Regions from separate parts of the Homo sapiens genome. Here region 1 is linked to region 2. A link is an interaction called in ENCODE POLR2A ChIA-PET data of the cell type or tissue named here. Cell type or tissue: Caco-2. All regions are shown on one strand. Links, peaks and the distances in the headings refer to the core of each region. The heading gives the core; the rest is flanking DNA. Region 1 overlaps TMUB2 (transmembrane and ubiquitin like domain containing 2). Region 2 overlaps STAT5B (signal transducer and activator of transcription 5B).

Evidence for each region. Peaks named below come from ENCODE experiments on the same cell type or tissue, not always from the same donor. Only the 100,000 strongest peaks of a DNase experiment are listed, where the experiment ranks them.
Region 1: POLR2A ChIA-PET joins it to region 2 with 11 read pairs; 2 of 35 experiments call an interaction of 5 or more read pairs at or near these places.

The regions. Positions count from the first base shown.
Region 1 is chr17:44,189,686-44,195,056 of GRCh38, forward strand. It overlaps TMUB2 (transmembrane and ubiquitin like domain containing 2), which reads left to right. Exons shown (of 4, transcript NM_001076674.3): 4 at 816-2,244. The coding sequence ends at 1,179. It overlaps ATXN7L3 (ataxin 7 like 3), which reads right to left. Exons shown (of 13, transcript NM_001382309.1): 11 at 5,083-5,154; 12 at 4,832-4,989; 13 at 2,120-4,726. The coding sequence ends at 4,578. Among named protein-coding and RNA genes, the nearest start is that of TMUB2, 5.4 kb to the left of the region's middle. In Caco-2, for the core only: no CTCF peak of the experiment used is centred there; a DNase peak (open chromatin) is centred at 2,696.
Region 2 is chr17:42,236,294-42,241,664 of GRCh38, forward strand. The region is part of intron 1 of STAT5B (signal transducer and activator of transcription 5B); the gene reads right to left. Among named protein-coding and RNA genes, the nearest start is that of STAT5B, 37 kb to the right of the region's middle. In Caco-2, for the core only: no CTCF peak of the experiment used is centred there; no DNase peak of the experiment used is centred there.

The DNA.
Region 1 (5,371 bases), core at 219-5,218, 2.0 Mb after region 2:
GTAAGATCCAGCCCCTACCAAGGGCAGGTAGATACTTTCTTAGAAATACACCCTTCAGGCCGGGTGCAGTGGCTCCCGGGACTTTGGGAGGCCGAGGCGGGTGCATCACGAGGTTAGGAGTTCGAGACCAGCCTGACCAACATGGTGAAACCCCATCTCTACTAAACATACAAAAATCAGCCGGGCGTGGTGGCGCACGCCTGCAATCCCAGCTACTCAGGAGGCTGAGGCAGGAGAATCGCTTGAACCCAGGAGGTGGAGGTTGCAGTGAGCCGAGATTGCGCCACTGCACTCCAGCCTGGGCGACAGAGTGAGACTCCATCTAAAAAAACAAAACAAACAAATACACCCCTCATTAGTTAAGGATAAAGATGAGGGGGGCCTGTCGCGGTGGCTCACGCCTGTAATCCCAGCACTTTGGGAGGCCAAGGCGGGCAGATCACAAGGTCAAGATATCAAGACCATCCTGGCCAGCATGGTGAAACCCTGTCTCTACTAAAAAAAAAAATACAAAAATTAGCTGGGCATGGTGGCGCACTCCTGTAGTCCCAGCTACTCGGGAGGGTGAGGCAGGAGAATTGCTTGAACCCGGGAGGCAGAGGTTGCAGTGAGCCGAGATCGCGCCACTGCACTCCAGCCTGGCAACAGAGTGAGACTCCGTCTCAAAAAAAAAAAAAAAAAAAAAAGGATAAAGATGAGGGAAAAAAAAATCCACCCTCCAGTTTTTCCCCACTCCCCTGCTTTGTTGGTCCAGGCCTGTTTGCCTTCTCATTCCTCACCCTCTATCTTTTCTTCCATGTCTTTCATCCTTACAGCAAATACTTCCCTGGACAAGAAAGCCAGATGAAACTGATCTACCAGGGCCGCCTGCTACAAGACCCAGCCCGCACACTGCGTTCTCTGAACATTACCGACAACTGTGTGATTCACTGCCACCGCTCACCCCCAGGGTCAGCTGTTCCAGGCCCCTCAGCCTCCTTGGCCCCCTCGGCCACTGAGCCACCCAGCCTTGGTGTCAATGTGGGCAGCCTCATGGTGCCTGTCTTTGTGGTGCTGTTGGGTGTGGTCTGGTACTTCCGAATCAATTACCGCCAATTCTTCACAGCACCTGCCACTGTCTCCCTGGTGGGAGTCACCGTCTTCTTCAGCTTCCTAGTATTTGGGATGTATGGACGATAAGGACATAGGAAGAAAATGAAAGGCATGGTCTTTCTCCTTTACGGCCTCCCCACTTTTCCTGGCCAGAGCTGGGCCCAAGGGCCGGGGAGGGAGGGGTGGAAAGGATGTGATGGAAATCTCCTCCATAGGACACAGGAGGCAAGTATGCGGCCTCCCCTTCTCATCCACAGGAGTACAGATGTCCCTCCCGTGCGAGCACAACTCAGGTAGAAATGAGGATGTCATCTTCCTTCACTTTTAGGGTCCTCTGAAGGAGTTCAAAGCTGCTGGCCAAGCTCAGTGGGGAGCCTGGGCTCTGAGATTCCCTCCCACCTGTGGTTCTGACTCTTCCCAGTGTCCTGCATGTCTGCCCCCAGCACCCAGGGCTGCCTGCAAGGGCAGCTCAGCATGGCCCCAGCACAACTCCGTAGGGAGCCTGGAGTATCCTTCCATTTCTCAGCCAAATACTCATCTTTTGAGACTGAAATCACACTGGCGGGAATGAAGATTGTGCCAGCCTTCTCTTATGGGCACCTAGCCGCCTTCACCTTCTTCCTCTACCCCTTAGCAGGAATAGGGTGTCCTCCCTTCTTTCAAAGCACTTTGCTTGCATTTTATTTTATTTTTTTAAGAGTCCTTCATAGAGCTCAGTCAGGAAGGGGATGGGGCACCAAGCCAAGCCCCCAGCATTGGGAGCGGCCAGGCCACAGCTGCTGCTCCCGTAGTCCTCAGGCTGTAAGCAAGAGACAGCACTGGCCCTTGGCCAGCGTCCTACCCTGCCCAACTCCAAGGACTGGGTATGGATTGCTGGGCCCTAGGCTCTTGCTTCTGGGGCTATTGGAGGGTCAGTGTCTGTGACTGAATAAAGTTCCATTTTGTGGTCCTGCAGCCTCTTTCTGTGACAGAGAATGGCTTTGCGCTGCCCCCAGGAAAATGGTAATGAGAGTAGGTAGGCCGGGGCTACCAACGGGAGATGCAGTTTATTTACACCAGCAGCCATGGGGGCAGAGGGAATACACAGCGTTTACAAAGTTAGCTACCTGTACAGAATGGATTACATATGCAAAAATAAAAATCTCAAGACCACAGGACAGCGTGAGCCCCACCCCCCTCCCCCAATGACCCCAGCATGCGGTAATGCCAGGCGGGTGGCCCCTGGGCATGCGGGGGGGAGTGATGCATGGAAGGAAAAGCCACCGGCCATGGAAATTAGTACAGAACCCCCCCACACACACTCAGACACAGGATACAGGGTGGACGACACCTAGCCGGGGTGGGAAGGATGGGAATTGAAACCCACACAGCCTGCTGTTAGAGGGAGGGGAGTGGGGAGCTCCTAGCCCCTGTTCAACTACATGGTAGGGGGGGCACTCTCTCCCCAGAAGGAAAAGGGTTTGTTCCCTCAGGGTCCCTGCTGGACCAAGCCCATCTCTTACCCAGCCTGGGCAGGGGGCTCTGCCCTGAGGGCGGGCCAAGGAACAATGGGGAAGTTTATGTGGACAAACCAGTTCCCAAGCTACTTCCCACTTCTCCCTCCTCCAACCAGAAGGGGGGAAAAGGGAGAGGCCACAGGGCAAAGAGTGTATTAGGGCCTGAGCTGCAGCTGCCTCTCAGAAGGGAGAGTGGCCCACAGCCTTCCTCCCTTCACCTTCAGCCCACTCCCCAGACTGCATCTGGAAGCGGCTAGAGGCCTGCTGAGATCCTCCTCTCCCTCTGGCCTCCTCTCGGAGGGAGACTACGGAGGGCCAAGAATAGAGAAGCCCAGGCCCCGGGATTTATTCTAACTCCTGCCAAAATCTGTTTGGCTTTTTAAAAAATAATCACAATTTGTGGGTTAAAAACCAATTTGCAACCAGGCATGAGCCACAATCAGAACCACCCCAGCGGGAGAGCGGAGTTCCAGACAGGGCATTGCAGCCCCATCTCTGTTGTTCCCTTAACCCTCTAGGGTCCCTAACCCGATCAGTCCAACCAGTCCTGGGTACTAACTACCCAAATGTGGGATGGCTCCTCTTGGGAAGAGGGTAGGGGACATGTCCAGCAAGTGCCAGAGAACTTGGCTCAGGGTCACCTCCACCCATGTCAGTCAGCTCTGCTCCCAGCCCAGGTCGCGGTCCTCCAGCTTGGCTCCTGGGAGTGGTGGTGCCCGCATGGAGGGGGGACGGTACATCTCTTTAGGATGTAGACCAGGCAGGTGGGCACACTGGCATGACAGTCCCACAGAGGGGCAGTGACACCCCTTCCCCTCCACTGACAACCTGGGGCACAGAGGCCACCCTCTCTTCCCACCCAACTCCTAGCAAAGGGGGAGAGGCACAAGATTAGGATTTTCCTCAGAGCCCCAAACCACAAGTACAGAATAAATAACTTAAAAGCGCTAAGGAAGGGAAACAGGGCACGCTTTGGAGGCAGGAGCGCTGAGAGGAACTGAAGCCAGTCAAGGTGAAGGGGGTGGAAGCAGCAGTTGGGAACCTGGGCTGCCCCGGTAGGGCAGTGGGGCAGGGTGGGCAGGAGGAACACGGGGCCACCCCAGGAGGGTGAGGCTGGGTCCCTTCCTGGGGCAGGGAATGAGGTAAGAAAACATTTCAAATAAAGCAGCACCGTTCCCTCTCACCTTGGGGCCCCACTCCTCACCAGCCCTGGGTCAGGGAGGAGAGGCAGGGGGAGGAATTCTGACACTTCTCCCTCTTCCTACCCTCCCTTTCCCATTCCTTGAAGCTGTAGAGGCTGGAGGCCCTTTCCTGGCACCCAACAAAAGGACAGCTCCTGCTGCCAAGGAGGCCCATGGGGACTGAGGGGAAAGGGCTGCCCCTGTGAGGGGCAGGGAAGGTGGCGGCAGTTCTGGACGCCCACCTCAGCAGACAGCACTCTGTGCCTGCCTACCCCTGGGACTGGGGGCATTTGATAAGATTCTGCACACAGACAGGACATGCCCAGCCTTGCCCCTCAGCTCCAAGCACCGGACCCATTCACATTGCTGAGGGCGGCCGAGGCAGGCCCCCTCCAGGCTCAGCTTCCAACCCACAGCCTCCCGGGTCGCCACATTGCCCCTCAGCAGGGCTTAGTCCAGTTCCTGGGGTGGGGGGCAGGCAGTGCCCTGGCACAGTGCCCAGGTCAGGCCCCTGGCCTAGCTGGACATCCAGTAACTCACAGAATAAATAGGAAAACCGCCTCCCCACCAAACTTATGTCCAAGGCATAATATGTCCAGGTCTGAGTCCTGCACGCCGAGGAGTCGTGCTCCATTGCAGAGGACTTTGACACCCCCCAGGGGCGCATAATCGGATCCTCTGCCTGCCTGGCCCACCAAGCTTCCCAAGCCCCAACCCCCAGCAGCCGTCCATTTGCCAGGCTATGCCACCTGGGTGGGGGTCAGGAGAGAGGGCTCTGCTCAGCCAAAGGCTATCCCTTGCACCCAAGTCAGTTGATGTCATCATAGATGCTGGGCGTCGGGGGTGCCGGTGGCTTTGGCTTCTTCTTCTTGTTGGAACCTAGGCCGGAGGCAGTCCCTACCAGGCTCAGATGGGATTTCTTTTTCTTGGTTTTCCGTGACTCAGAGCTGTTGGTACCTGTAGAGAAAGAGACACAAGGGATGAGAGTATGGTTATGGCAGGAGAGGTGGCACCCCCATGGCTTTGGGCACAGAGCCCCTAGGGCCCAACTGCATCACGTACCTAGACCCCATCCCTGATTTTCACTCGTCTTGGAGGAGCCTGAATCAGAGGGTGAGAGGTCAGAGGAGCCGTCCCACTGAAGCCGGCTGATCAGGGCCTGGCTGTCAGTCATGTCAAAGCTGTCATTATCCAGGGAGCTCTCGACCTCTGGAAGGACACTGGAAAGGGGATGAGCCAAAGAAGGGCTTTAGAGATAGTGATCATCGCCCTAACTGGTCACAACCCCCCACCCTTCCTGTAGGGCCACTTACGCCGAGGGCCCGAGAAAATAAATCCGTACGGTTCGCCTCTGCTCATCTGTGTGCTGTGGGCAGCGCAGGGACCTGGTGGTGAGGCAAGGCAGGGAGGGTTCTGAGGAACTCAGGTAAAGCCCCTCCCCTCGGCAAGGCAGGAGCCACAGGCACAGACAGGGAAGGGGTGAATGCAGATTCATCCCCAGATTGTGGCCAAAGGCCTCATCATTAGAGGAGGGAAGGGGAAGGGCAGGAGCCCCATTGCTCAAGTCCAGGGGTACTCCCAACCCATGCCCATGGTGAGTGT
Region 2 (5,371 bases), core at 287-5,286:
ATTTTACTGTTAAACTGAAAATTATCTATATGTGAAATATGAGATGACTTACTGAGATTATCATTATAAATTCTAAACACCCAGTTTAGGAAAAAACCAACTGTTCTCCCAGTTACGTGAATAACACCTAGAAGCTATGTAGTGGTTTTTTGTTTGTTTGTTTTTTGAGACGGAGTCTCACTCTGTCGCCTAGGCTGGAGTGCAGTGGCATGATCTCGGCTCACTGCAGCCTCTGCCTCCCGAGTTCAAGCGATTCTCCTGCCTCAGCCTCCTGAGTACCTGGGACTACAGGCACTCACCACCACGCCTGGCTAATTTTTTTTAGTAGAGATGGGGTTTCACCATGTTGGCCAGGTTGGTCTTGAACTACTGACCTCAGGTGACCTGCCCGCCTCGGCCTCCCAAAGTGCTGGGATTACAGGCGTGAGCCAGCGTGCCTGGCAGTTAAGTAGTATTTTTCTTCATACATGTCACAACTCTTCACCCCATTATCAGGCTATGTCCACATGCCTGATATGAGTAGCATTCATCTAACCGGCATTCATCCTTCTAACTGGCATTCATCTAGCCATCGAACGCTACTCTGCATCTACAAAGACTGTACCTCTGTCCCCAGTACCCGCCATCTTCTGCTTATTTACGGGCAGCTCCAATTTCAGTGCGTGATGCTCAGACAAGGGAAGTAGTTTGTTCTTTGGTAAATCATCACAGGGGATTCTCTAAAGACTGGGAAATGGATTCACAATCTTATTTTTAGGCCAAAGATGAGAACTATTTGAGCTCGGCTGAGTTGCACTCTGTGTTCACAGACATTTCAGAACAACCTAAGACAGCCCTGGATGCAGAACCCTGTACTTTCTGAAGGCATAAAGCACCTACCTCAACCTTATATATCTGGATATACCCATGGGCTTGGAGAGCCAAATAAATCAGTCGGGCCCTCAGGCACTTGTTAATAAAAGTTTCAAAGTCTAATAGCTCATAATGTTACAGGCTTACTGAAAACCATAAAAATGAATGTCCACCACATAAATAAATGATATAAGTGAGTGGGATTTGGAATAATTTTGTCTCAGTCATAAATATCTTTTCTCAGATGCTTTTCCTTTCTAAAAGTAAAATATAAACTATAACAAAGAAAAACATTACTCTCTCTCTGAAGACTTGTAGAACACTGTGACCAAGGTCTTGCCCTAGCTAAACTGCAGTGGAGAGTAGTGTCTGACATTAGAAGGCCCACTGTGTATCTGCCAACTCAGTGAATGAATTCTAGTGTGGGGTGGGAGTAGGGGGTTAATATGAATAATATTATGCATAATATGAATAATATGAATCCAGCAGATTTGGTCTGCTGGATTCATATGTATAATTTAAAGCATTTTGTAATTCCGATTCTCCATCCTACCCCCCATCCCAGGGCCAAAGTCTCTAAACTGGGGTTAAACTTTTAGAGATGATGCTGAACTCACCTAAATACGGTTCTGCCAAAGACAGCCTGTTAAGCCTCTCTGTGCCTCAGTTTTCTTATTTGTACAATGGGAATAATAATACTTATGCCCCTTAGGGGGCTGCTGTAAGAATGAATTAGTTTTATGTACATACCTAAAACAGTATCTAGCTAAGAGCAGGTGCTCTGTAAGTACTCACTACTGTTCTTACTGTTACCTTAAACTTACAAAACCGGCTTCTTTCTCCCATCTCTAATTTTAACTCAATTTAATAAACTTTCCAAAAATCAATCCTCCACAAATAGCTCTTGCTATCCTTCTCCTTAACCAATATCCTCCAGTATAAACTTTTCTATCCATCCATCCATCCATCCATCCATCCATCCATCCATCCATCCATCCATCCATCCGAGACAGGGTCTTACTCCATCACTCAGGCTGGAGTGCAGTGGTGTGATCATGGTTCACTGCAGCCTCAAACTCCTGGGCTTGAGGGATACTCCTACCTCAGCCACCCAAGTAGCTAGGACTGTGGGCACATGCCATCACACCTGGCTAATTAAAGAAAAAAACTTTTTTTTTTTTTTTTGTAGAGACAAGGTCTTACTATGTTGCCCAGGCTGGTCTCAAACTCCTCACCTCAAGTGATCCTCCCAAGTCAGCCTCCCCCAGAGTGCTGGGATTAGAGGCACAAGCCATTGTGCCTGGCCTTTTTTTTTTTTTTTTTTTTTAAGGCAGAGTCTCGTTCTGTCACCCAGGCTGGAGTGCAGTGGCGTGACCTGGGCTCACTGCAACCTCCGCCTCCCGGGTTTAAGCAATTATCTGCCTCAGCCTCCTAAGCAGCTGGGATTACAGCTGCCCGCCACCACGCCTGGCTAATTTTGTATTTTTAGTAGAGATGGAGTTTTACCATCTTGGCCAGGCTGGTCTTGAACTTCTGACCTTGTGATCCACCCACCTCGGCCTCCCAAAGTGCTGGGATTACAGGCTGTGCTGGGCCCTTTTAAAAGATGGCATTCCTATTTCTTAATCAATTTCACTGGCACAAGGACTTCTGCAGACAGGAACTCTTGGGAGGTGGTGGTGGAAAGGCACCATGAAGTCTGTTCTCTCATCTTTGAATGAAAGAATGGAGAATTGTGAAGGGTGAGGGTGGTACAGTAACAGCAAGGCTTTGATTTTGCCCTATGCATACTAAACTCTTAAAAAAAAAAGAAAAAAGAAGAGGCCGGGTGCGGTGGCTCATGCCTGTAATCCCAGCACTCTGGGAGGCCGAGGTGGGTGGATCATGAGGTCAAGAGATCAAGACCATCCTGGCCAAAATGGTGAAAACCCATCTCTACTAAAAATACAAAAATTAGCTGGGCGTGGTGCCATGCTCCTGTAGTCCCAGCTACTCAGGAGGCTGAGGCAGAAGAATCGCTTGAACCCAGGAGGCAGAGGTTGCAGTGAGCCAAGATCATGCCACTGCACTCCAAGCTGGCGACAGAGCAAGACTCTGTCTCAAAAAAAAAAAAAAAAAAAAAGGAGAAGAAAACTACCTATTCCATTCCTTCTAATATGTTGTTGAACAGAGAGGACTAAGCCAGCAGGGAGCCATGCCTTTACCTATTCCTTCCAAGGACATATCTGACTTTTAATAATTAAAGTACAAAAAACAACTAATGAAATTTGAAGTTTTCATTTATTATACTGCTTTATGAATTATTAGCAACAAATATTTCAATTCATCTAATAAATAAAAATAAACTTCAGAAATAGGATAAGAAATAAATAACATTTATCAGTGTTATTATTATCCCCCATCCAGATTTAAGAGCTAGCTAAGCACTTAGTATATTACTTATAACAAGTGCTTTTATGAATCTACTCTTTATCCTAAATCCCTCAGACGTAGGCACTATTATTATCCCCGTTATGGATGAGGAAATTGAGGGTCATCAAGATTAAGTAGAATTGTAACATGGTGAAACAGTTTTGGAAAACTATCTGGCAATTCTACAAAAGGGTAAACATAGAGTTACTACATTATCCAGTAGTTCCACTCCTGGGTATATGCCTAAGAGAAGTGAAAACATGTGTCCCCAGAAAGTGGGTACACAGGCCAGGTGCAGTGGCTCACGCCTGTAATCCCAGCACTTTGGGACGCTGAGGCGGGTGGATCACCTGAGGTCAGGAGCTCGAGACCAGCCTGGCCAACATGGCGAAACCCCATCTCTACTAAAAATTAAAAAAGAAAAAAATGAGCCGGGCACGGTGGCGGGTGCCTGTAATCCCAGCTATTTGGGAGACTGAGGCAGGGGAATTGCTTGAATCTGGGAGGTGGAGGTTGCAGTGAGCCGAGATCTGTGCCACTGCACTCCAGCCTGGATGACAGGGCAAGCACAGCAAGACTCTGTCTCAAAAACAAAGCAAAACAAAAAACAGGTACACAAATGTTCACAGCTGCATTATTCATAATCACCTCATAATCGCCCCAAAGTGGAAACAACTCAAATGTCCACCAAAGGATAAACAGATAAATATGGATAGGAATGGATAAATACAATGAATAAAATGGAATATTATGCAGATGTTAAAAAGGAATGAAGTACTGACGCATGCTACAGTGTGGATGACCTTGAAATCATTATGTAAAGTGAAAGGCATGCAAGGGAACATACTGTAAATTCCATTTTTATGAAATATCCGGAATAGGCAAATCCATAGAGACGGAAAATAGATTGTTGGTTGCCAAGGGCTGAGGGGAGGGAGAAATGGGGAATGATTGCTAAAAGGTAAGGGCTTTTTGAGGGGATGATGAAAATGTTCCGGAATTAGATAGTGGTGATAATTGTATAACTCTGAGAATATACTTCAAAGGGTGAATTTTATAGTGCGTGATTATATCTCAGTAAAGCTATTTTTAAAAAGAGAAAGAGGTGAAACACTTGCTCCAGGGTCGGTCCATACTACTAAGGGGTACTATCTGGGCTGGACCTACCTGAGAACCTGCACTTACTTGCACCACTGCACCAGGCTGCATGCATGTTGAGGACTTAAGGTGGTTTGCCATTTTCTATGTACTTTTCTGCCTGTTTGTTATATTTCATAATTTAAAGAGAGCAAAGAATGAAAAATTAAAGTAAGAAACCTAATACTGAGGGGCTCTGATTTTGGCAAAGGCTAGGGCTGGGTGACAGATCAAAGAGATGACGTTTAAACATTGCTTCTGATCTGAAAAGTACAAGGCAAGGAGCCAGGGTTCAAAACTGTTAAACCTATCAGCTCCAGTGAATGACTAAGGATTCTGTACAGAATATAAAGAGCAAGTTCCAGCCAGGCGTGGTGGCTCATGCTTGTAATCCCATACTTTGTGAGGCAGAGGCGGGCAGATCACCTGAGGTTGGGAGTTCAAGACCAGCCTGACCAACATGGAGAAACCCTGTCTCTACTAAAAATACAAAAAATTAGCCAGGCGTGGTGGTGCATGCCTGTAATCCCAGCTACTTGGGATGCTGAGGCAGGAGAATCTCTTGAACCTGGGAGGTAGAAGTTGCGGTGAGCTGAGATCGCACCATTGCACTCCAGCATTGGCAACAAGAGTGAAACTCCATCTCAAAAAAAAAAAAAAAAAGAGCAAATTCCCTAATTATGTTTACTGCTTTCTGTTGATACCAACATTATTAAATATATTAAATGGTGGTGGTCACCTAGTACAGCAATTTTTTTTTTTTTTTGAGACAGAGTCTTGCTCTGTCACCCAGGCTGGAGTGCAGTGGCATGATCTTGGCTCACTGCAACCTCTGCCTCCCGGGTTCAAGAGATTCTCCTGCCTTAGCCTCCTGAGTAGCTGGAATTACAGGCATGTGCCACTGTGTCTGGCTAATTTTTGGATTTTTAGTAGAGGCAGGGTTTTACCATGTTGGCCAGGCTGGTCTTGA